Linked DNA regions of Mus musculus: regions 1, 3, 4 and 5 are each linked to region 2. A link is a loop called in an ENCODE intact Hi-C map of the cell type or tissue named here. Cell type or tissue: heart. All regions are shown on one strand.

Region 1 (5,000 bases), 240 kb after region 2:
GCTTAAACATCCCCTAACACACACACACACACACACACATACACACGCACGCACGCACGCACGAATTAAGAAAAAGTGTCAACTACTAAAACACTACTCATTAGGCAGGGATGGTTTGTGTTGGTACGCAGCTAAGCTAAATGCTGAGCAACTCGCAAAAAATCTGAGAAAATAACCCTTTGAAATGATGGAATGAGATACTCTAGTTAATAACTTGTACATACTTTTAAAAAAGCCATTCAAAACCTTAATCCATTTAATTTATCCTTTCTATCTTACCTATTTTTTTTTGAGCAGAGTGAATTTTTTTTTTTTTAAGACAGGGTCTCTTCATGCAGCCTGGCCCCAAACTCAGACATCCACCTGTTTCCCTGTTTCTACTGGGTACGCTACGGTAGCTGGTTCCTAGCTTTTTTTTCCAAAATTGACCATTACTCTGTATTGGTGAGAGATGAGAGACAGTGAGAGACACTAAAAATGTGGCCCTGTGGAGATCAGTCAACTCTGGGGAGATGTTTCTCCTCCTACCTTGGATCTAGAAATTGAAGTCAGATCATTAGTTTGCTGAACATGGATTTTATCCGCCAAACCATCTCACTGCCTTTATCTGCACCTCCCACCACATTCTGCCCTAGGTGGCCTGGAAAGCTTGAGCAATCTCGGGCCTTATGCTTGCTGTAGCAGAACTATATATTCCCATCCTCTACAATACTGTACAACTTTCAACAAAACACAGCCCTAAGAACTTTGAATCTCAAAGACTATAAACACTAGAACTGGTTCTATTCAGAAAATCTCTCACACACACACACACACACACACACACACATCTTTTTAAAACTATTAGAGCCGGGCATGGTGGCACACGCCTTTAATCCCAGCACTCGGGAGGCAGAGGCAGGTGGATTTCTGAGTTCGAGGCCAGCCTGATCTACAAAGTTAAGTTCCAGGACAGCCAGGGCTATAGAGAAAAACCCTGTCTCAAAAAAAAAACCAAACCAAAACAAAACAAAACAAAAAAACCAAAAAAACAAAAAAAACAACAACAACAAAAAAAACAAAACAAAAAAACCTATTAGAACATTATTAAAACATTGTATATGTACAAATGTATTAAATTACTGGATCACATCTGGCACATCAAATTCCGACGCCTCCGTGGTACACAGTTTACAATATGTTCTTTATACTGGCAATGGTTACAAGGTACCAGATTCAATAAAATAGACTGAAAAGTAGAAGCACCCCTTGTAACCAAAGATATTATAGAATGCTAATTCAGGAAGTTATTCAGCAGCTTATAAAAGAAATAGGAAGTTGTTGACCAACTACTTGAAGAACTATTTCCTACAGGAAAACCTGCAGAAGTGCTGAGCTATAAAGGGAATTGATTCTTTTAAAATCAAAACTTAAGATGAAATTAGTTTCAAACAGTAAGTCATTAAGTTCAGTGGCCAAGATGTAATATCTACAAAGACTGAGCCTTTTCAGGCACAGCATCATGTCCAGAGTCTAGGTTCCTGTCCAGAATGAAGGTGCCTGAATGATAGATCCACCCCTATCATTTCCAATATAAAGTCCAAGTCTTTAGATCTCACTGACCTAGGGTGGGTTTTAACACCAATCACAGCAATTAGACAGATGGCCGTGAAACTGGAGGATGGGCCAAGTGACTTCCAAACTCATTCATCTATAGTCACAAGGCAACAATTAGCTGTTCCCTAGTCAACAATTCTCCCAGATCTCTCAAATGACATCATCTTGCCAGCTTGGACCATTTGGGGTTAGAATTCTTCCTGCCAAGTACAAATCTCAAGAAAGGCCATACTTTGTAACTTAAAAGTTAGTTCCAATAAGTACCTGAAAAGATAAAGGGAAGGGTCACTTAGTTTTCATGGCTGGAATGAGCTCAAGTTCAGAAGGTAGTCCAGCTCTTCATCCCACAGCTGGGCAGGAGTCTCCTTCTGAAATGTTATTACAGCTACTGCTTATGCATCTCTGGGTGCACATGCGTGTGAATATGGACACATCACAGCAGTCCCTTCCTTCCATCACATGGGACTTTATAAGAACCTCAAACAAAAGTAAAGTATTCTAAAAACGAAGATAGCTACTTGGCACCAAAAGCTGTTGTCTCCTACTCAGTCAGGAAGATGTTAACATGCATCCATTCGGTGCCTAACAGCTCCTTATGGCAACTACACTTAACACCAGTGAAAGCAGCTGAAAGAGAAAAAGTTCTGCTTCACATCGATTTTCCAAACCGCATACTGTTGACAAAGCAACTACCAAGACTACACTAGACATCTAATTCTCAGAGGTCTCCACGTGATCTTTATCAGATCCAGTGACTCAGTTCACCTGCTGTCAGGTCACCCCTCAGGCCAAAGCCTTCTACTTCAGAGCACAGTGTGAAAAGGCTCTGCAGAACCAAAGGCCCATTCATTTATCACAGACTTCCACTGGCAACCTCAGAAACAGTGTTTCCTCACTTCCTGCTGTGTTTGCTTCTTCTATAGAAGTCAGAGTTTAACCTACTTTACCTTCTTTCCAGCAGCCTTGAAAAAGAGTGAGGGTTGCAGAGTGGGGAGATGGAGCCAGTATGCAGTAACTACACAAATCCATCTACAAAGCAATTACTTTTTGTGGAAAGAATCATCCAAAGTTCTTAAAAGCAAGAATCTACAATGAGGCTTACTACAGCTCCAAAAAAATGACCGCTCACTCAAATAATGAAAATGTAGGGCTGGCGAGATGGCTCAATGGGTAAGAGCACTGACTGCTGGTCCTGAGTTCAAATCCCAGCAACCACATGGTGGCTCACAACCACCTGTAATGAGATCTGATGCCCTCTTCTGGTGTGTCGGAAGACAGCTACAGTGTACTTACATATAATAAATAATAAATCTTTTAAAAAAATGCAGATGTCAACAAACAAGCAATTTTAAGAAAACACAAACGAGTAAAACCAGCATAAACGCTCTTTAGCTAAACGCTCACAGCCGCAGCCACAACTGAAGGCCTGCAGGCTATTAAGCTGTTTAAAACCTCCCCAGGTCAGCATGGGACCCAGCAGGGAGGAGTTCAGCAAGCCTTTCTTTTTCTCCCTAACAACCTGGTTTGTTTCCCCTCCCTTCCCCTTCAGGACTATCTCTCACAGCCAGCCTCTCTTCCAAGTCATTTACTTCGGAGGCTGTTTAAAGCAGGACCGGTCTGGCTCCTGTGGGTCCCTGTGGATGAGTTTACCAGGCTCGTGTGTACTTCCCAGTCTCTGGCCCTTTATTGTTCTCCTTGAAACCTGATCCTTTGACATGGGTACCAGCACATCAGGAAAGGTTTTTAAAAAAGACAAAGTTACAGGGTGCAAAATAGCAACAACAACAAAACAAACAAACAAACAAACAAACAAACAAGGGTGGAGGTGGGGTCCCTTTCCAAAATCAAGATCAAATCTCTTCCAGTCCCCCTGATATCTATCCTGAGTCTGTATCCTTACATTATAAAGTAGTAATAAGCAAAGTGGGGCATCTTGTACAAGCCTTTAAGCTCAGCACTTGGGAGGCAGAGGCAGGACAATCTGAGTTTGAGACTAACCTGGTCTACAGAGCAAGTTCCAGAGAAACCCTGCCTGGAAAACCAAAATTAAACACAAAGTATCAGCAACTCACTCAAGATAATCAACTGAAAATAGAGATCCAGTCAGGGGTGGGAGAGGCTGGAGGGAGGGGTGTCACACACGAAACAAGGTTGTCACTGGGGTCCGATCCAATAACCGCTACATTTCCCATGGATAGTCAGACAAATCTGAATCAAATGAGCGCTGTTCGTCACTGCATTATCTCAACCCAGTTAACCAATTCTAATAACAATACAATAATCTTCAGTCTGTAACAACCAGTCAGGGATACTTTGTACACTCTTAATTTAAATAAGCTCTAGAAAATTAGTTTTACTTCCAATGTCAAAAGTAGAGGGGATAAAATTTAATTTTGTCCTTTTCAGATGAATGTAATTTTGCATTTTGTTGTGGAGTGGGAGTGGGCCTTAGTAACGAGGAAGTTTTGCTTACATTTTCCCAGAGCAGACACTGCTTTTGAAGGCAAAGTGTGTCACCTCATGATTGGAGGCCAAACCTGACAACTAATGTTTTCTTCACATTTTGAGGGGAAAATCTGTTAAATGACATCAAAAATATTGCTAAAGTATTTGTTGTTTCACAATTTAAGGACTGTAACGTCATCTCTTCCCTAAGTCCCTATATTCCCTTCTCTACCAATCATTTATGCTGAAAGAATGCACAAGGTCCTGGTTTAAAGCCCCCCCCCCACCACCACCACCACACACACACACACACACACACACACACAGAAACAGATGGACACAAACATGGGGGGCACACAAAAGAGATAATAGAACACATGTCTATGCCAGGTTTGGTGGTTTGTTTTGTTTTGTTTTGTGCCAGGCTAATTAGCAAATCTGGTACAAATTCAAAATGAAATTATCTCATTTTGCCACAAAAGTCTGCAAAAAGGCTCTGAACTAAGAATAAATCAGGCTTTCAAGATATGACCAACCCTAAAGAGAGAGAGTGAGAGAGACAGAGTGTGCATATGTGTGTGTGTGTATGTGTGTGTGTGTGTGTATAGAGAGAGACACACACAGAGCGAGTGAGCTGGGGTGCAGCTCAATGATAAAGTATGCTGGTTTACCATTTATAAGGCTGAGTTCCATGTTTAGCAACAGCAAAGTAATAAATAATTGAATACTGTTTTGAAAAAGACAATAAATGAATAAAGCCACTCCCACACTGCCTCTTCCCAGCGCTGTCTTCACTTACTTTAAGAAGTATCTTTGACCAGAAGATGTCTTGGCCATCTCCCAGCCTGCTGGCAGTGGTACATCATCAGGGATCTCAAAGGAGGACTGCCGGAGATGCTGAGCTGCAGGGGCAGCGGCAGGGCCAGAGACAACGCCACTGGCTGTGAGTGTCCCAGGAG
Region 2 (5,000 bases):
CACGAGTCTTATAAATTTAGACCAATCAAAGAATTTTATTGTTTATAGCTATAGTTATAAAAAAGCATTTGTCATTTGCTAAACACAATAATCACGATTGCAGAGAATTTTCTAGGAAAAAACCAACTATCAGCTTTTTTGCCTTAAAACTAAGAAGCTGCAGACTCCCTTTCTTTAAAAGCAGTTTTTCCAGCAGTGGCTCCCCTGCTCTGCTTGATTCTTGGCTAAAGTGTGAGCCACTCTTGGGCTTTGCTGAACGAGCAGATAAAGTCTTAATCATTTTTATTTTCCAACATGAAACACAGAACATTGTCATTCAGACAACGAAACAAAACACACATGAATTGACACGTAAACAGATTTGGTGCACCAGACATTAGATAACACAAAGAGGGCAGAGAACTTCTGCCGCAGGGGCCGGAGAGAAAAAAGCAGGGCGTCCCCCGATTTTCTCTCTGTCTCTGGAAGAATTTCAAAATTAATTTTCCTTTATTTTATTTTATTATCTTAAACCCTATTCCTCTAGCTTGATGCAGTTCTCGACTGCAGACAACCGCCTGTTTTATTATTTTAAACCCTATTCCTCTCGCCTGAAGCAGCTTTTGAAAGCTGTGGACAACCGCCTGTTTTGTAGTTTCTAGTCCTTCGCTGCCGAACCATAAGTGGACCCAGCACCAGGTCAGCACTGTTCCAAACTTAGCCCGTAACCTGTCGCACCTCCAGCAACACTTTAAAAAATGAAGTTTAAAACCAGCGCTAGCATAAATACCTGTTGCTCACCGTGCCTGATATGATCTTCTGATTCTTTCCTTCTCGTGGAGCTCCACACAAGACAGCGATTCCCTCAGTGTTTCCCCGCCACTCCCATGTCCCTGGTTCGGACGCCAATCTGTTGTAAGCCGGCCCGGGGCCTACATGAACCGGGCACACCTGGGAGGCAGGCTGGGGCTGAAAGAGACTTATACTGTGAGAGAAATTAATGGAGACCAAGACACGTTTCTGTTCAAGGCCCGCGAGTTTACTAAGAGACTGTGCATATAAGGGGGAAGGCCCTGCCAGTTCACTCTTGGTGCCTGGAGCCGTTCAGTCAGCACTTTGTCGCCAGGCTGTTGCTTATTCAGGAATCTCTCAGGAAGACAGGTTCAGCCTCTCAGCAGGTAGCAGAAGAGCAGGGCAGTTGTCACTTCAAAAGAAGCCAAGTCGGAAAGATGCACCGCAGGTGGCCCCACCTCAGTGGCGACAAGGTTTGTACCAGCCAGCTTCAGGCTGGGGGAGGCTACAATTGTACACTGCGAATAGTCATAGAAATTCCAGCAAGGAGAAGTTTCATGCTTTATTTTGTTCATTTTGGACATGTTTGCTTGTTTTATCGACTGGTTGGTTTATTGAGTTAGGGTCTGATATAGTTCAGGCTGTCCTCAAACTTGCTATAAAGCTAAAGATGACCACGAATTCCAATCCTCCTTCAGCCGCCCAAGTGATAGAGTTAAGGGACTGTGCCTCCATTCCTGACCGGTTTGGTTGAGACAGGGTCTTACTATGGATGAGCTCATCTTGGAACTCGCTATATAGCTCAGATTAGCCTTGAATTTTCAGCAATCCTCCTGCCTCTGTCTCCTAAGTACTGGAATTACAGTTTTTCGCTACTACACCAGCTAGGGAACTGTGTAAACATGTAAGGTTAGATTACATCAGTATTCTTGAAACATTTCTTCTTGGGAAGTCAAAGGTAATGCCAGCAACTGACCTGGTGTCTGTTGAAGGCCCCTGGTCTCAGGCCACTTTCATGAGGCACTTATTTCACTGTTGAGATCCCTGTTCTTCTAGCTCAGTCGCTTCTCCAATACCCCGCCTCTTTAAATCACCACACTGAGCACTGGGTTCCAAAAACTGGAGTCAGGGCAAGCATTCATTCTGAATACAGAATGATCCTTCCTAGTCCATGCCTGGAAGCACTTGGCTAGATTCTTCAGAAATAGAACCATCAAATCCTAAACACACAGCTGTTTTTTAAAGCCCGTGGTAGATGCTGGTATTTTCAGGTTGGCTGGTTGCAGTTTCATATGTCTTGTAAATGTAGAGAAAACGGGCCTAATTAATCCATGATCATCACACATCTATAACAAAGAAGCTTTGTGGAAGTCGAAAAGTATTTTTCATAACAAAGTTTTAGGCTTATCTTTGAAATGCCCTGGATCAGGTGTTAGAGAGCTGCAATACCCTGTGGAAGCTGTGTCCATCTTCCACGTTAGTTGAGTGATGTGTACTAGACACATAATTTTAGAATTCTGAGTGGAATCAAAATGCAGCATTGGCCCTAGGGCTTACGAGGGATTTTGCCAAAAAACTAGACTACAACAGGCTGTTTTTGAGTCGGGACAGCGAACTCTAGAAGACAGGGATCTAGGTTATAGGTGCTAAGTTTCCAACTGGTCTGCAAACTGCACCGCCCACTCTACATGTTTTTCCAGTTGTAGAAAAAAGGAGGCACAAGTGGAGTACCAAGATCATGACGGTTACTTTGAAACTTTTTTGAGTCTGACTTTCCTTCACTCCTCTGAGAGGCTGCAATCATCCAGTCTGTGACTCCCTCTCTTACTCCGCGCCGCAACCATGCCAATCCCACCCGAAAACTTCTAAATAAAGCCTGTCTTCAGGAAGTCCTGGTAGACGACTACCCCTTGAAAGTCAGAGATAGAGCCACAGCTGTCGTAGCACTTAGTCCGGACCACGCCACTCCCAAAACCACGACCTCATCCGCCTCCGAGAGCCCCGCCTCTTATCCGCTCCTCAGTACTGTTCAGAGAGCCACGCCCCTCCCGTCTGAGGCCTGTCCCCCTTGCCCCGCCTCTGTAAGCCACGCCCTCTCCCGGCTCTCCTCTTTTCTCAGAGCCACTCCCTCTCTTGGCCCTGCAGCTCTTCCCCGCCCTGCCTCCTGTGGGCCACGCCCCTCCTGACTTTGCCGACCACGCCCTGGCCCCGCCCCAGGCCGCCTGGCCTATCCCTATTTGGTCACTGGGGGGACTGGCGGCGGCGTCTGCAGGGGAGCGGTAAGGGCGGAAGGGGACGCGGAGCGGTCGCGTGCGCGGAGAGCAGCTCTGGGCGCCGGGCGGTTGCTGCGGGCGCTCAGGGGCCCTGGGAACAATGGCGCTGTGCGCGCGGGCCGCGCTGCTGCTGGGCGTGCTGCAGGTGCTGGCGCTGCTAGGGGCGGCGCAGGACCCGACCGACGCTCAGGGTAAGTTGGCAGGCGCAGAGGAAGCGCACTGCGGCGGCCTGCCTCTCCATGTTCGGCGTCCGCGTGGAAAGTTCCACGCGTCCACGGTAGACTCCCACCCCAACCTCATTTCCCTCTTCGCCCGCGGGCCACCTGCGGAGCGAGACTCCGTCTCTCCCCTGCTTGGGGACGGCAAGCCGGCGTGGTGTGCAGAACTTGCTGAGTTTCCCTGGGATGGCCCTTCAGCCGAAGACTCAAGTTGGTCCTCTTCACTGTAGTTCTGTGGCTGGTAGCAAGACCTGTAGATTGAAATTTGTTCGCTAACTGCCGCAAAAACAGGTCTGATTGTCTACCCACACAGCTTCCTGCTGAAGGTACTCCCAGAATTCAAGTTGGATTCCAGGGCCAGTTCGGCTGAGTGGGAACCTTGGGTGTACGCGCCTTGTTCCCCTGCGCAGATGAGGCTTGTGCTCGGACTGTAGTCACTACTGCTGCATACGCAGCAGCCTTGAGGTCCCTGTGGTCCAGAGCCTACGACGTCATCATTAAGGTCATAACAAGATGATGTTGACAGCCTTCTGTGTTGGGGATTTTGTTTCTCTTCGAAACCTTGACGTTTTGAACACTTTGAGAAGAACTCTGAGTTTGTGAAAATTCTATTGTCCCTTGTCATCTACTAGAGTCCAGTCGCTAGGGAAATAGTAAACTAGGATAAGAAACTTTAAATGACCAAAGTCTTTGTGATTTTCAGCTCAGTCATCTGTTGTGTTTTTCAGTCTCATCTATGAAGGGATAACCAGTGAGTTTACTTAAGCAGATGATTTAGGCCCAACACCTGCTTTGGCTGGAATAATCTGGGTGAATTAAACAACCCTATTTCTGTTGTGCTGAATTTCACTGTGTTTTGTAGAGTCAGGATCTCTTGTATCCATGAAGCCCTAACTGGCTTTGAACTCCCTATGTGGCTGAAGATAACCTTGAACTTCTGATATGCCTAACTCTACTTCGGGGATTACAGGGCTTCTTCACTTCGATTGGTTATGTTTTATGTTTGCTCTTTTGACTTGTACCAGTGACAAACTGGAATTGCAGGACTACTTCTGAGATCAGTTAAGGAAAGAATGTTGAGACTCTGTCTTAGAGCAAATATTAGACTGCTTATGGGAGGAGGCCTTTATCCTACCCAGCTGCTTGCCTTGTGTGTACAGATTTTTTTCCTCTCACGAATTACTGATTGAAGTGGAGTGCCCTTTTCTATCTTTTGCCCTCAAAACATTTTTGTTGTTGTTGCTGTTGGACTTTCTCACTATGCTCTGATTGTGAGTGTCTCACTAGAGAGGTTAGTGCTATTTGGAAAACCTGAAATGCTCTGATGCCATGATTTCATGAACTAATAGAACCAATTCAGTTCTATAGAGATACCTTCAAACTGTGCTAAAAGAAGGTGTTGTTAAGGGAGTGTCAGGACCAGGCCTCTGGCTAATCTGAGGCACTTTTTAAGGCCAGCCAGGGCTACTTAAAGGAGACAATATCTAAAGATTTTAACAGCAAGCCAAAAAAACCAAATAACTAATATTTGTAGTCTTTATGTACAGCATGTAATTAGTCCAATTGGCATTACAATACATGGTGATTTTTAACAGTGTTCTGAAACATAGCTAATATTCCAGGTTCATTTTCTGCCATTGTTCCGCACCACCACCACTATGCTAAATTGAGGTTTGTAAATCACCCTTAGAAACCTTACCAGCCATCTCCTTTTCATAGCTGAGAAATCCTAGACTTC
Region 3 (5,000 bases), 49 kb before region 2:
GGGGTGGACACACTCACTCAGGAAGTGGCGGAGAAGGTGGATCAGCACATAAGCTCTTTCCTTGGAACTCTTTGCATCTGAGCTACCCATTGGAAGATGCTGCCACTTTGAGGGTGGGTCTTCTCCACTTAGTTAAACTTCTCTAGAAATGGCTTCACAAATGTTTCCAGAGCAGTGTCTCCTAGGTGACCCGACATGGCCCCTTCAGGTTTGTCACTGCCATTTGTGCCTCCTCATTAGCTTCATGTACCACTATTGCCTTTCAGAAAAGTAGAGCCCACAGATATGTGACAAGGACCAGATCAAGTGACTGAGTGAGGCACAGAGAGTCCATTGCTCCTTCTGTGCCCAGCGTGACACTAAGCACAGCTGCCCTGCTGGTGCTGTTATTAATGCATAAGTAACATATATTAACAGAAAAAAAAACAATTATGCGGAAACTTCTGTTTAAATACTGCTCACATCCTACCGTCTAAGGAAACCCTAGAATTCCTCAATTTTTCCTTCAATTTGGGCCACCCCTTTTTTTGTTTTACTTTATTGTATTATGTTACTTTTTTAAAAGATTTGTTTATTTATATGAGTACACTGCAGCTGTCTTCAGGCACACACCAGAAGAGAGCATCAGATCCCATTACAGATGCTGTGAGCCACCGCGTGGTTGTGGGATTTGAACTCAGAACCTCTGGCAGAGCAGTCAGCGCTCCTAACTGCTGAGCCTTCTCACCACGCCTTATGTTACTTTTTGAGATAAGGTCTTACTATGTATTCTAGACTGATCTCAAATTCATTAGGTAATCCATGCTGGCCCAAAACTCATAATCTTCCTGCCTCCGTGCTAAAGTTTCAGATTTGCACACTCAAGCTTTGCTTACTCTTTTTCCCCCAGTGCCAGGTTGACCCAAGGACCCGAAGCATGCTAGGCAAGCACGTTACCACTGAGCTACATCGCCAGTGCCTATCCTTTGTGATAATTTCTTCATTTTATAAAGTAGAACAAGTGATCCTTCCCTTTTCAAAATTTGATGACCAATTAATCATAAAATGTGGTTGGTGGGTGTAAGAACGTGGCACCAAGACACACACACACAAATAAAAAGTAATGCAAATTTTGAAGAGATTTGGGGGAAAACACCTCTGAAGAGGGGGAAACAGTAAGTAGAGAGAATCCTGGGGAATCAAACTCAGGCCACCAGTCTTGGTGGCAAGCATCTTTATCCCTGTGCCATCCAGCTAGCCCTCCCCCAAGATCCATTGCATGTGTAATCCTATCTTGGTGTCCTCTTTAGAAGACCAGCTGACACCAGGATTGTCCAGTTTTCTATTCTTGTATGAAAATGACCCTCAAGCATGAGTCCCACCCAAGAACAACCATGTATTAGTTCCCAAGATTCTGAGACTTAGGGGCTCCTGTGTGACCCAGCTGTAGAGTGACGTAGATGGGTTTGGAAGATTTGCAAACCTCACTTATGTATCTGTTGTGCAAGAATTGAGACTACAAAGCTGGGTGCAGCTGGGACTATCAACCCAACCATAGTGTCTCTGGCATGCAGGCCTTTTGTTTTTCTTCTTAATATGTTTGAATGTTTTCCCTGAATGTACTTATATGCACTATGTGTGTATCTGGTATCCATGGAGATAGAGAGCATCAGATCACATGAAACTGAAGTTAGAGATGGTTATGAGCCAGCATGTAAGTGCTAGGAATTGAACAAAGGTGCTCTAACCCCTGGACCATCTCTCCCAGCATCCAGGACTTAATCTGAATATCTCTTCAGATGTGCCTTTGCCTTCATACAGCACCATTCCTGCCATACTCTGATGTAAAAGAAGCAAAAGACACATTCAGAATATAAATAAATACATACATACATACATACATACATACATGCATGCATGCATGCATACATACATGCATACATACATACATGCATACATACATACATACATACATAAAGGTGGTCAACCAATTAGTTTGAAGCCAGAAGAGCCAAAAAATTCAGAGTGATACTCTAAATAGCCACACGGGGTCACCCTTCCACTTATGAAAACACCTGCCATTTAAACCAATTCTAACCAAAAGCATACTAACTACAACAAACATGCCAGACAGACCCCACCTGGTGCCTCCTAGTTTCTACCCTCATTTGTCATAGTAGCCCAACTCTCAATGACCAAAAAGGACAGGGATTTGGTACTGATGAGACGTTCTAATGAGTCAGTCCCCAAACTACAGCCCTTGTGAAGGGAGGTAGAGCAATTTTGTTGTTGGCACATTTTTTTATTTTTCTACAAATGCAGAAGGTGTCATGAGAAGTGACCCCCGACCACATATTTGCTGATCATTTGAAGCCTGTGAAAGAGCAACTCTTCTATTTCCTAGTGAGCATAAGGACAAAGGAGACAGGCCCTCTGGCCCACTTCCTCCTAAGGGTCAGCTGTGGTCTGCTGCTGCCTTCTGAAGCTTTCATCGGTGAGGAAAAAACAAGGAATTATTGACTGCTGTTGTGTAGGACTATTCTCCCAGAGAAACTGCCAGTATCTTCAGGAGTCCAGGTGAGCCTCTTACAGGGCAACCATCACAGCTGTGCTGACTGCTGACAGTGCCCTTGTAGAAGGAGGAGATGGAAAGTGCCATGGGACCCTTACCTGTTCACCCCTCCCTACTAGTTGTGTGCACATGGCCCCAGTGTGGAGGAGGAATAGTATACAGGAAAGGAAGCTCTGGGTAGAGGACTCCCTCTGCCTCAACATGGGGTGTCATCCTCCATGCTGGAGAGAGACAGTCCACCAGAGCTGTGTAGGCCACCAGAGCTCCTACCTGCACCGCTCTCATGGGTCTGTAGGGTTCCCCAAATGAACTTTAGTGGACTCACACGCCAGCCTATTGGTCCTCAGGAAGGGGGGGGGGGGGGTGGGATATTGTTTACATCTCCCACAGGAAAAGAATTTTAGGAACAGCTGTGACTGTAACTTGATGGTAAAGTATTTGCCTATAATATGAGGTCATGGGTTTGATTCCCAGTATAAAAGGGAGTCGGTGGGGGGTAATAATAAAGGCCAGTGAGTTATGTGTTAAAGAAACAGTGCAGCTAGAAGTGCAAGTCCTAAGGTTGATTCTCCCACAGAGAATGCGAGTCTTGTTTGATTGTTTTTGTTTGTTCATAGAGGGTCTCACTGTATATCCTTGGCTGACCTGGAACTGACTCTGTAGGTCAAGTTAGCCTTAAACTCACAGAGATCTGCCTACCTCTGCCTGTTGGAATTAAAGATGTGAACCAGCACACCTGGTTTACAGTAGTCTTATAAATCTGGAGTGTCCTTTGCCAAGTCATCTGCACAAGAATTATTCAGTTTAGGCCTGGTGATGAAAAAAGACTCACCATCCCAGGCATTGATGGTGGCAAGAGACAAGTTTGGAGTGTGGAATGTCTGATGTGTATTGAAGCAGTGTCTTGTATAGCCCAGGCTGGCCTCAAACTCATTGTGAAACAAGGACCTTGAATCCCTCTTTCTCAACTTCCTGGGTTCTGTTATCACCATACATGGTTGACAAGGTACTGGAGATGCAACATGCTAGACAAAAATTTCACCAACATACCCAATTCTCTCAGTTCAAATTTCTTGATAGCAAAACACAGTAACATCTTTTAACCTAAGGAAGAAGTGAAATTTCTTAGAAAATATACCATTTCTTAGTAAATGTTCACAGAATCAGAGAGAAGGTCAGAAACGCAGGTTTAGAATATGAACTATTGTTGTGGGATTCTTGTGTGGGCAACACTGCCCAATAGGGAATCCCCATTTACAGCCTACTAGATCCAGAGTCCCAAAAAGAATTTTATGTCTGTGTTAAGATCACATATGAATGAGGAACATGTGTAAAAAGTGCGTGCCTGAGTGTCAGCCTGAGAATTCTCATGAGAAGCCTAATGTAGAGGAGCATGTCTGTAACCCAGCCCTTCCATGGCAAGACATGAAGGGTAGACAGGAGGAATGTTAGTCAAGTATGGAAAGGCATCCTCTGATTTCTGCATGCATGTCCACACTAACATATATACACACCGAATAAATCGTGTTTTAAAAGAGATCACATTTGTCTTCCCCCCTTACCCTTTGGGGACAGCTAAAGCTGCAGGTAACATTAAACCTTAATATAACCATGTTTTCACACACACACACACTCACACACACACTCTCTCACACACACACACACTCACACACACACACACACACACACACACTCTCACACACACACACACTCACACACACACACACTCTCTCACACACACACACTCACACACACACACTCACACACACACACACACTCTCACACACACACACACTCACAAACACTCACACACACTCACACACACACACTCACACACACACACACTCACTCACACACTCACACACACACACACACTCACACTCACACTCACACACAGCCACAGTACCATTAAGTCTGAAAGCTAGCCTCAGTAAGATAGTAACAGACTGAGGGTATGACTGCATAGACAAACTGGCTTCCAGAGTGTTTGAAGTCCTATATTTGATCCTCAGAACCATTTTTTAAAAATGAAGAAGTTAGGGTTAAAGAGATAGATAGCTTGACAGTTAAGAGCACATATAGCTTTTGCAAAGAGGCAAGTTGGATTCTGAACACCCACATCAGAGGCTTACAATTGCCTAAAACTCCACTCCAAGGAGATCTGACTCTTATGGAATCCACAGATTTACACACACACACACACACACACACACAGAGAGAGAGAGAGAGAGAGAGAGAGAGAGAGAGAGAGATGCATTATTAAAATTATTTTTTAAAGTGCAGTAATTCCTAAATTAGAAAGATTGTAACAAAATGTTGTAATAAGTCATTGAACTTAGACATTCTTTCTTTCCAGAATTTACCGTTGATATTTTTAGGACACATTTAGCTACAACAAAGTGAAAACTCAAAGAGCAGGTTTTATCCATTATCTTATCTTTCAGAGAAT
Region 4 (5,000 bases), 110 kb after region 2:
CCTGCCCTAGTCCACATCAGTGTGTAGGAGCCCTCTTTCTTTCCAGTGGTTCCTTATAGATGAGCTTGGCACCCCAGTTTCTTCTCTGCTTACACTACCATGTCCAGTAGACCCAGAGACTATTGTGTGCCCCCACCCTCTGGAGCAATTAGCTGTGCCATCTTCCTCCCTCCACCTTGGACCATATCTCCTACAGAATAGGAAATAAGCTTTAACCTCTGTAGTAGCTGCAGCTACAGTGCCTAGCTGCTGTTGTGTGAGACACACAGCCCAGACTGACCTTGGACACCTGATCCTTCAGCCTCCACCTCCCAAGTGCTAAGATTACAGACCTGCACTACTAACCCCAGCAAACACTGGCATGGAAGAATTTCTTAGCACAGCTGGCTGTGCCCAGCATGTTCATGGCACTTTCATTTGTTAATTTCCCCCTATTACTGCTAACTTGACCTCGTGGCAATTTACTCCCATGCTCTGGAGTCTCACATCACAGGATTTCAAGAGAGTCAGTCCCTTTTCCACCAACAGTGTAATGTTGGGCAAGAAAACCACCAAGTGGCCAGACACGCCCCTAATCCCATTACCCTGGAGGCAGAGGTGGGTAGACGTCAGTGTTTCCTTGAGTTCAAAGCCAGCCTGTTTACTTATCCAGTTCCAGCCCAACCAGTGCTCCATAGTGAGACTAAGAAAAGCCACTCGTGCCTCAGTTTCCTAGGTGCGAAAAGGGGATAGTAATGGCACCTGCTTTTTACAACGGATGATCAGAACCTGGCTTGGGGCAGACAGAAACGACTCCAGAGATTTACCGGCTAGATTAAGAGCACTGCTGAGAAATTGAGTACAGTGACTCAGGCCTATAATCCCAGCACTGAAGGGGTTAAGGCAGGAGGATTTTTCCGAAGTTCAAAGCCCCAGTCAGCTATAGTGTGAAATGGTCTCTGACACACCCATCACTCCTTTAATCCAAGCACTTGGAAGGCAGAGGTAGGCAGATTTCTAAGTTCGAGGCCAGCCTGGTCTACAGAATGAGTTCCAGGACAGCCAGAGCTACACAGAGAAACCCTGTCTCGAAACACCCCCCCCCCCCCAAAAAAAAAGAAAGAGCTGTAGTGTTTTCCTGAGCTGGCCACCAAGAAAACAACCATGAGCTTTCCACAAGCTCATCCTTAGACGCCAGAGTTCTCACTGTGTCAAGTCTCCCAGATGCCTCCCGCAGCAGCCTAATTAAAATGCAACTTCTCGGCACCTACGCCTCACTCAGAAAGTCAGAGACCGGAAAAGACTCAGAAAGTCGAGCTCCCGCAAGCGGGGAGGGGGTGGGGGGAGGGGGGGCAGCCAGGGTCAGCGTGGCCAACCTGTAGGTCGCCCTCCCGCAGGACCACCGATGCATAGAAACGGGTTTTGCAGGTTCTCCTTCGGATCTAGTCACCCCGGTGATCCTCGAGCCACTACGGGGACCCTGGCTGGATCCCCACGCGCGCGCGTACTCACCGCAGCCCACTTCCTAGGCTCTGAACGCCAGCAATGACCTCTGATCTCCGGGGGTGGCACCCTCGCCTGGCCTGTGGGGTGTGGCTGGGTGGCGCGATACCTTTAAATCGTCCCCAGCTAGGCCTTAGCCACTGCCCCCACCCTGCCCGGCTCAGGGCTGCTCAGACCTGCGGTGCTTTCCTCCAGGGCTCCGGGGAACTCCAGGGTGAAAACCAGACGCACTTCCTCCTCACCCTTGGTGGCCACCCTGGCTGGGGATTTCCGTGGCTCTTCTGTGCGTGACTTCCTGGACCCAGCTCCTCTTCGTGTCATTTACTGAAAGTTTTTACTTGAAGGCTCTTGGCTCTTACAAAACATTGAAAACAGATGTGCAGCCTGTGAGTTCCGCCTTAAGAGGCCTATCCCCACCCCACCCTCACCGCGCTTCCCTCCTGCAGCCTCCAAGTCCTTCACTGTAAAAAAAGAGCCACAACTGTCCGGAATATAACTGCTAAGTTAAAAAAGTAAGACGTTAGGAGGAAAAAAACCCGAGTAACTCTGTAAAAGTCTCTGGTTTCACTTTTTGTTTTTATCAAGAAAGAGAGCTGAAAGGAACATTTGTTAAAAACAAACAAACAAACAAAACAAAACACGTATGGATCTCAATTTCAGGTTATTTTTATTATTTCAAAGATCAGAACTACAGCTGCGGGTAGCAGCAAATGCCTTTAATCCCAGCACTCAGAAGGCCGAGGCAGGAGGATCTCTGTGAGTTCCAGGCCAGCCTGGGCTACATAGTAAGACTTTGTTTTTTAAAAATGCTAGAACCACACTGATTCTTGTATTTGAAAGGTGTGATTGTGGGCCGGAGACGTGGCTAAGCAATTAAAAGTACTTGCTGCTCTGGTAGAGGACCAAGGTTCTGCTCCCAGCATTCACAAGATGGCTCACAGACATCTGTAACTCCAGTTCCAGGAGATCCATTGCGGCCTTCTGGCCTCTTCAGGCACTGCACCTGTATTCGCACAGGCGTGAGGCAAAACACCTGTACACATATTTAATATATAAATACGTTTTAAAAAATATTTTGAAAGGGTTAGAGAGATGGCTCAGCAGTTAAGAGCACTGACTGCTCTTCCAAAGGCCTGAGTTCAAATCCCAGCAACCACATGGCTTACAACCCTCTGTAATAAAATCTGACTCCCTCTGCTGGTGTGTCTGAAGATAGCTACAGTGCACTTACATATAATAATAAATCTTTAAAAATATGTTTTTTTAAAAGTCTGGGGTTTTTGTTTTGTTTTGTTTTTTTTGTCCTGATCTGTTTTAGTGGTTTTTTTTTTCTTGTATTTTTGTTTAGTTTTTCCTTGTCAAATTTTGTTTTATAAACAGGATGAATAAATCTAGAAAAACAAAATTCCTTCTTTTAGCTTTTTCTCTTTCAAGGGAAGGTGCTTAGCTATATCAATGTTCTTGTAAAAACTTGACTCTTGCCAGGCAGTGGTGATGCATGCCTTTAATCCCAGCACTCAGGAGGCAGAGGTAGATGGATATTTGTGAGTTCTAGGCTAGCCTGATCTACAGAGTGAGTTCCAGGACAGCCAGGCTACACAGAGAAACTTTGTCTGCTTTCCTCCATCTTCAGCCAATTAGCATCAGACTTAAGGAGACATAATCTAGCGGTGAGAAACCTGCCCTGGTCAATCTAGAGATAAAATGCCTTATTGTGGGCTCAGCTGAGAGGGACCACAGTTCCAACAGGAGCTCTAGTAGAAGAACTTCGTTTGTGATCATATAGAGATTTCCACCTACTTTCAAGCCTCTATCTGAGAGCAGAATCACACCTGTGAGAGCAACAGACTCCCTTGCAACATTTGCACAATTTTACTGTGGGCCTTTATTATTAGTAGCATTAGCATTAGCATTAGCATTAGTATTATTAAGCAAGTTGTAGAGCCAAGCCAGTGATGTGGAACTTGAGAAGCTGGAGCAGTGGACAGCCTCCAACTGAGCCTGGAACAGAGTTAGACTATGCCTGAAAATAGATAGTACTTAAGATCCATTACTTTCAGCCAGGCAGTGGTGGTGCACGCCTGTAACCCCAGCACTTGGGAGGCAGAGACAGGTGGATCTCTGAGTTCGAGGCCAGCCTGGTCTACAGAGTGAGTTCCAGGACAGCCAGGACTGCACAGAGAAACCCTGTCTCGAAAAACAAAACAAACAAAAAAACAAAACAAAACAAAAGATCCATTACTTTCTGGATAAACTCTAATGTATATGAGCAGGGACAGTATATCTCTTGTTAGATGCTTTATTCTAGCATCAACAGGGTACCTGTACATAATAGCTGCTGAGCATCTTGATATCTTGATTAATAAATTGAGCTAACCAATCTTCTGGGTTTTCTCCATTCTCGACCTGCATTTAAACCTTCAGTAGTAGCTCACTAAATAGCCATCTAAAAATATTATTAATTTATTTTCAAGTTATGTGTATTGTGTGTTGTGTGTGTGTGTGTGTGTGTGTGTGCAGGAGTGCAATGCTCACAGAGGCCAGAAAGGTCAGCAGATGCCCTAGAACTGCAGTTATGAAGGGGGGTGTGACTGCTGGGAACAGGATTCTGGTCCCCTGCAATAGCATGCTCTCTTGAGTGCTGAGCCAGTTTCCAAACCTAAATAGGCTTTCAGACAGACATTATTAAGGAAACATTTGAAGAAAGTAGAGAGATGGACATATAACCTTCATTCACTCTGTTCAGCCAGTTATCTTCTGCTGTCAGTATGAAAGCCAGGCTGAATGCTCCCAGACCCTGGCTTGACACCCCATGACACATCCCAGGTGTTTTATTAAATAATTGAAAATATTTCTCCCTCAAAGGCTGTCATGATTTCTTCCTGAGGATTTCACACCACAAAATACCATAAAAAGTCCTGTTGAACCTCACCTTCCCAATAGAACAATTTTTTAAATTTTATTTATTATTCTATGTAAGTACACTGTAGCTGTCTTTAGACACACCAGAGGAGGGCATCAGATCTCATTGTGAGTGGTTGTGAGCCACCATGTGGTTGCTGGGATCTGAACTCAGGACCTTTGGAAGAGCAGTCAGTGCTCTTACCCACTGAGCCATCTCTCCAGCCCTGCCAATAGAACAATTTTTAAAGATTTATTTATTTCATGTGTGTGAGTACACTGTCACTGTCTTCAGACACAGCAAAAGAGAGCATTAGATCCCAAGACAGACTTTTGTGGGCTACCATGTGGTTGCTGGTGTTTGAACTCAGAACCTCTGGAAGTGTAGTCAGTGCTCTTAACCACTGAGCCCTGACTATCCTAAAGCTTACTACGTAGACCAGGCTGGCCTTGGACTCACAGAGATCTGCCATCCTCTACCTCCCAAACACGAAAATAAAATTCAAAAGAAACTGTGCCATCCTGATTCCAAAGTGACAGTGTCAGGAAGAGAGTTCCTGGTTGAGGAACTTCATGGCATCCTGTAAGGAAAACATAGCCAGGGTCAGGCTTGGTGG
Region 5 (5,000 bases), 73 kb after region 2:
CCATGAGTAGTAATAGTATTTCTGACCGCTTAAACTTCCAGATGAAGTTTCTCACCACTTGACACTAGATCTCCACCACAGACACCTGACTGGATAGATTCATTGTCTTCTGCTTGGACTGGTGAATTGACACCCTCACAGGACAAATCTGTCTCACTTGCCAAGACACTAGTTAGGACTCTTTGGGGGTCACATGAACTCTTCTGGGTAACCTGAGATCTATTTACCCATAACTAACTTCTTATTACTAGTTATGAAGCCTAGGTACTAGGGCATATATTCAGGCTCTTTTCCCTTATAAGGACTTAAACATGACATCTGAACTACTCCTTTTCCTATGAAATGAAAGGAACTGAGTGAAGTCTGCAGCTGGTTTTCCTTAGAGAAGATGTCATACAGTATTCTCTAAAGTGGGTTACATCAACTGCAGCAGTCAGCTCAGGTCTATTAAGACTACAGTATTCACTGTAAAGGAACTGCGCTTAAAGCACAGACTGTTAACTCCCTCACTGTTAAATCTTCTATATCACCACCTTGACTCTGTATATATCATGTGAATACATCTGGTCAACAGACAGTATTTTGCACATAAACCTAAGACTGCATTTTATAAAGTCCGCCTGTGTTTAAGGCCCTTTCCACTATAAGTCTGTTATAATTAAGAACGAATCAATTCAAGACATGGCTTTCTTTTGTTACCTCAAATAACTAAGAATCTGTTTTAGCAAAGCTTTTCTGTTGCACTAGCCTTCTTTTTGAAAACTTCGTATTTTATATAACTAATCATACACAAGAACACACTGCAAAGCAAACCGCAGCGTCTTATAGAAATGTTCAGATGTCCATGAGTGGGCTGATTTCTAGAAAAACATAAGAGAACATGAAGACTCTTGAGGACTATCAATCTGAAAGAAAAAAAAATATTTTAGAAAACTAATTACACAGAATTGTCATCATCAATTTATTCAGTAATGTCTAAAAATGACACACTCTAGATAACAAATCTTGACTACAGCAGTTCCTCACCCAACCAGTCTACTTAGAAAGGGTCTAAATCAAAACACACCACTGCAAAAGCATTCTCAAAGTACTAGTTATGCTTGTCTTTAAAATGCATAGCTCAGTATAGTTTAAAAATTAAAACTTTGAAAACAATGGACATTTCCATTTGTCAAAAACTGGCCCCCGATTTTCAAGTTTGTTCCTTTTATATATTATTTATTTACTATTAGAAAAAAATGTACTATACTTCATGAACTTTTTTTTTTTTTAAGGGACAGGGTCTTATTCTGTAGACTAGGCTGGCTAGAAAGTCAATATAACCCAAGCTGGTTTTAAAACTTTTTGGAATTCTCTTGCTTCAGCCTTCCAAGTGCTAGGACCACACTACCACCAGGCTCTTTTCGTTTTCTGATTTAAAGATATTTTGATATGCACTTCACTGGAGACAAAAGGCACCATAAATAGTGGAAAGGTAGTCTGTAAGGCTACTGATATAGCTCCATGTTAGAGCACTTGCCTTGCAGGTAAAGAACCCTAAGTTTAATCACAAGAAAAAAATTATATATACTTTTATATTCTATTAAAACATTTAATTGAAATATATAATACAGATATAAGTACATATAAAATATATTTATACACATAAACATATGTTAAGTTATAATACAATATAAAATAAATAATATATACGATATTTTCTATTATATTAAAATATAAATATTTCCTGAGGATTCCCGAGGTATACTTGCAATTTTAATCTCAACACTTGGAAGACAGATGCGGAATGAAACGCTCCTGCCGGACAGAACATTTGAACTAGCCAGGGCTAAATTAGCCAAGATAAAGGCACCGGGAAGAGCTCATAAACGGAATCCGTGAAGGACAACCATTCCCTAACCACCACAGGTAACATCTCAAAACCAAAAAAGTACAAGTGCCGGTAAAGCAGTGGCCTGAACAAAGCTACCACTACCCGTGTGGCCTAACTACACTAGCTGTTACAACGCCAGCAAGCACCCAACCGACACGGCTCTACGCCCACTGCAGGGGGGCGACACGTAGCTTGGAGAGACAAGAATGGAGAACACCTTTCCCAGTTAAACCAAACCTCTCACACGACTACTGGGGACAAGTAGTAACTGATGTGACAACCGTCATCCCCCTGCCGCACAACTTAGTTTAAAGGCATTAAATGCCGCGGGCTTAAAGCTTAAAAACCTGCAGAAAATCTGAAGAGACAGCCGAGGTGCTGCACACCAGTAATCCCAGCACCTAGAACGATTGGAGGCAGGAGGATTGCCGCAAATTCGAGACTAGCCTGGGTTGACTGAAAAAATAAACCGAAAGGAAAAGAAAGCAAAACTGTTATACAAGTCCAAGCCCAAGGACTTAGGCAGGGAGCGGGGGTCGGGCGGCCCTGAGAACTGCCTTCCGGGCCGAAGGAGGAGTCAGCTAGCCCGCCCAGCCGTCGAGAGCCACGCTCGCCCGTCCTGACGAAGGCAGCCGCACTCACCACCGAGTCAGGCCCCCGGCGCCCTGGAAGCAGAGGCGCCTGATTGTTGATCCGCAGCCTTCCCAAAAGCCCCTGCGGCCAGCGGGCCGTTGAGGTGACGTCAGCAGACGCGCACCGCAAGTTGGAACGCGTGGAGGACGGGGTGGGGCTGTGGGCCAGTCGCGCGCGCCTGCGCCTGCGCTCGCGCCTGCGTGCTCGGGCTTTGGAAGCTAAACGTTCGGGCCGCTGGGACTCGGACGAATAAGGCTAGGCTTTCCCGAGCGTCCGTCCTTGCCCCACTGCCTCCGCTGGGCGTTCCGGACTTTGATGCCATGTGTTTTAACCTGCAGTGCACCTTTAATGGCGGCAGCCCTGAGCCGCGCCTCCTAGCTCCCTGTATTTTCCGGCCTCACCCTGCAAGGGTCCTAGACAGGCACTAAGGCAAACGTGGCGTCATAGGTAAGGCGGCTCAGGCTCGTGAGCTGGCCTCGAAACGCCTGAGTAAAGCGGAATGCACGCGTGTGCGTGTACATTAAATATAATTTGGTTTTTTTGTAAGATGGGCTTTAACATTTTTGACAAGTGGGCTCCTCTGGCAGGCCGGCATGGTGGCGCTCACCTCGAATCCTAGAAATTCAAACCCAGTTGGGGCGAGGAGGTAGTTATGCATTTTTAAATTATTATTTTTTTTAAAAAGTGCTCTTGCAGGCGACCCAAATTAAGCGCATCAGGCCATAAATTTAAAAAGTAAGGAAAAGGCTGCGGACTAGTTTGGAGGAAGGCATTGAAGGGTTAACAGTATAATGGGAGAGAGTATGATTAAAGCGCACTATATATCTGTGATGAGATTGTAGAAGAATACGTTTAAAACTGGAAAAATAACCCTGACTTCATTGTTCACTAGCAGTCTGTCTCCCCACCCCCCACCCTCTGCTGCCTTTCCCGTACCGAAAGTGCTGCAAAATCATTAGCATTCAGGGTAGGACTTTCTGATGTCCCCACCCCCACCCCCGCGGCCCTGTTTGGCTTGGATGATTTGTTATGGTTAGTTTTGCAGTTTTTTTATTTGTTTGTTTAAGAAAGGATTTTATTGTAGGGCCCAGACTAGCCGAGGATTTAGCATCCTACCTCAGCCTCCAGTGTGCTGATTAGAAATGTAGGCTACTACCAGTGAGGTTTCTACAGTTTAATTTACTTTAGACTTGAAGGTCTTAACGAATGAATCAGATCTTCTCTCCGGGGGAATTCCATGTTAAATGGGCAAATATTTTAAAAACTTAGAAGTAAAACAGACCGCTAAATTAGGCTGCCAGGGGAATTCCGGGACCCTGAACCGTTTCCCATTTTCTTTCCCGTCATTTCTGCTGCAAGTCGGTCAGTCACAGAACAGGCAGTCTTCTGGTCTAAATGCTGATAATAAAAAGAAAGTATTCATGACAGTTTCTGATACACAGAAAAGACGTGCCAAGGTTCCCAGTGACTAAACTTCCAATGGTACACATGTGCCAATGCCTTGTTCAAGTCACTACTTCTTGGAAAGTTACACAAAACATTCCTAATATGTGTGGGAATCTAGCAGGGCCTGTGCACATTGAATTCAAGAATATGTCTCTCTCAGTTCTTGTCCTGACCTACTTCAGTATTTAGGAAATTTTCAATGCCCAAAACTCAGACGTTTTAGAACTTATTACTTCTTTTATAATATATAATCTTGGAGTCCAGTTGTTTATTTTGTTGACCATTAATTCAACTAAGACTTTCCCTATTGCCCATGTAGAGTTTGGTAATTTTGAAAAATATATTTTATTATTATATAATACACATATATACATATACTGATGTGGTTATCATGACATCTTTCATTTTATATACAAAAAAGTATACAGTTCAGAGTGGAGAGATGGCTCAGTGGTTAAGAGCACTGACTGCTCTTGCAGAGGTTCTGAGTTCAATTCCCAGCAACCACATGGGGCTCACAACCATCTGCAATGGGGTCTGATGCACTCCTCTGGGGTGTCTGGAGAGAGTAATGGTGTACTCATATACATAAAATAAATAATTTTTTTAAAAAAAGTATACAGTTAAAGACACTTTTGAAGAAAAATATGATTGAAAAGACTTCTACAACATAAATTGTATAATAAAACCAGGGGCTGGAGAGATAGTAATTAGAGCACTGGCTGCTCTTACACAAGACCCTTGTTCAGTTCCTAAAATCCACATCCTAGTTCACATCTGTAACTAGAGTTCCAAAGGATTTGACACCCTCTTCTGACCTCCATGGGCACTGCATGAAAGTTAATGCGGTGCCCAATCCCATTCAAGCAAAACGCACATCCAATAACATATATAAATGAATAAAAAGCGTAAGTCTGCACATTCTTGTTCATATGCCTTTCTCTGTTTGCTAAATCTCAGAGTCCGCTCAGAATTAGCACACAGAGACACAAATTTAGTAGTATTGGTGATACACAGCATAGGTTCAGCATAATATTATACTATAACT

Evidence for each region. Hi-C counts contacts between places; a loop is a spot of excess contacts. Peaks named below come from ENCODE experiments on the same cell type or tissue, not always from the same donor. Only the 100,000 strongest peaks of a DNase experiment are listed, where the experiment ranks them.
Region 1: it touches region 2 in a loop (2.8-fold over the local background); 5 of 42 quality-filtered maps call a loop at or near these places.
Region 3: a loop joins it to region 2, with 2.1 times the contacts of the local background. A loop is called at or near these places in 7 of 42 quality-filtered maps.
Region 4: it touches region 2 in a loop (4-fold over the local background); 4 of 42 quality-filtered maps call a loop at or near these places.
Region 5: a loop joins it to region 2, with 5 times the contacts of the local background. A loop is called at or near these places in 19 of 42 quality-filtered maps.

The regions. Positions count from the first base shown.
Region 1 is chr9:7,996,617-8,001,616 of GRCm38, forward strand. Yap1 (yes-associated protein 1) reads right to left here. Exons shown (of 9, transcript NM_001171147.1): 2 at 4,841-5,000. Among named protein-coding and RNA genes, the nearest start is that of Yap1, 5.5 kb to the right of the region's middle. In heart, a CTCF peak has its summit at 2,840 (motif pointing left); a DNase peak (open chromatin) is centred at 4,965; H3K4me3 peaks cover 158 bases.
Region 2 is chr9:7,761,078-7,766,077 of GRCm38, forward strand. It overlaps Tmem123 (transmembrane protein 123), which reads left to right and starts at 3,000. Exons shown (of 5, transcript NM_133739.2): 1 at 3,000-3,235. The coding sequence starts at 3,145. In heart, a CTCF peak has its summit at 3,009; a DNase peak (open chromatin) is centred at 2,914; H3K4me3 peaks cover 3,192 bases; H3K27ac peaks cover 2,246 bases.
Region 3 is chr9:7,712,213-7,717,212 of GRCm38, forward strand. No RefSeq gene overlaps it. Among named protein-coding and RNA genes, the nearest start is that of AV064505, 19 kb to the left of the region's middle. In heart, a CTCF peak has its summit at 2,020 (motif pointing right); no DNase peak of the experiment used is centred here.
Region 4 is chr9:7,871,332-7,876,331 of GRCm38, forward strand. It overlaps Birc3 (baculoviral IAP repeat-containing 3), which reads right to left and starts at 1,839. Exons shown (of 9, transcript NM_007464.3): 1 at 1,492-1,839. In heart, a CTCF peak has its summit at 2,664 (motif pointing left); a DNase peak (open chromatin) is centred at 1,690; H3K4me3 peaks cover 1,066 bases; H3K27ac peaks cover 1,257 bases.
Region 5 is chr9:7,834,475-7,839,474 of GRCm38, forward strand. It overlaps Birc2 (baculoviral IAP repeat-containing 2), which reads right to left and starts at 2,583. Exons shown (of 8, transcript NM_007465.3): 1 at 2,516-2,583; 2 at 1-905. The coding sequence starts at 4. In heart, no CTCF peak of the experiment used is centred here; DNase peaks (open chromatin) are centred at 2,117 and 2,637; H3K4me3 peaks cover 2,597 bases; H3K27ac peaks cover 2,286 bases.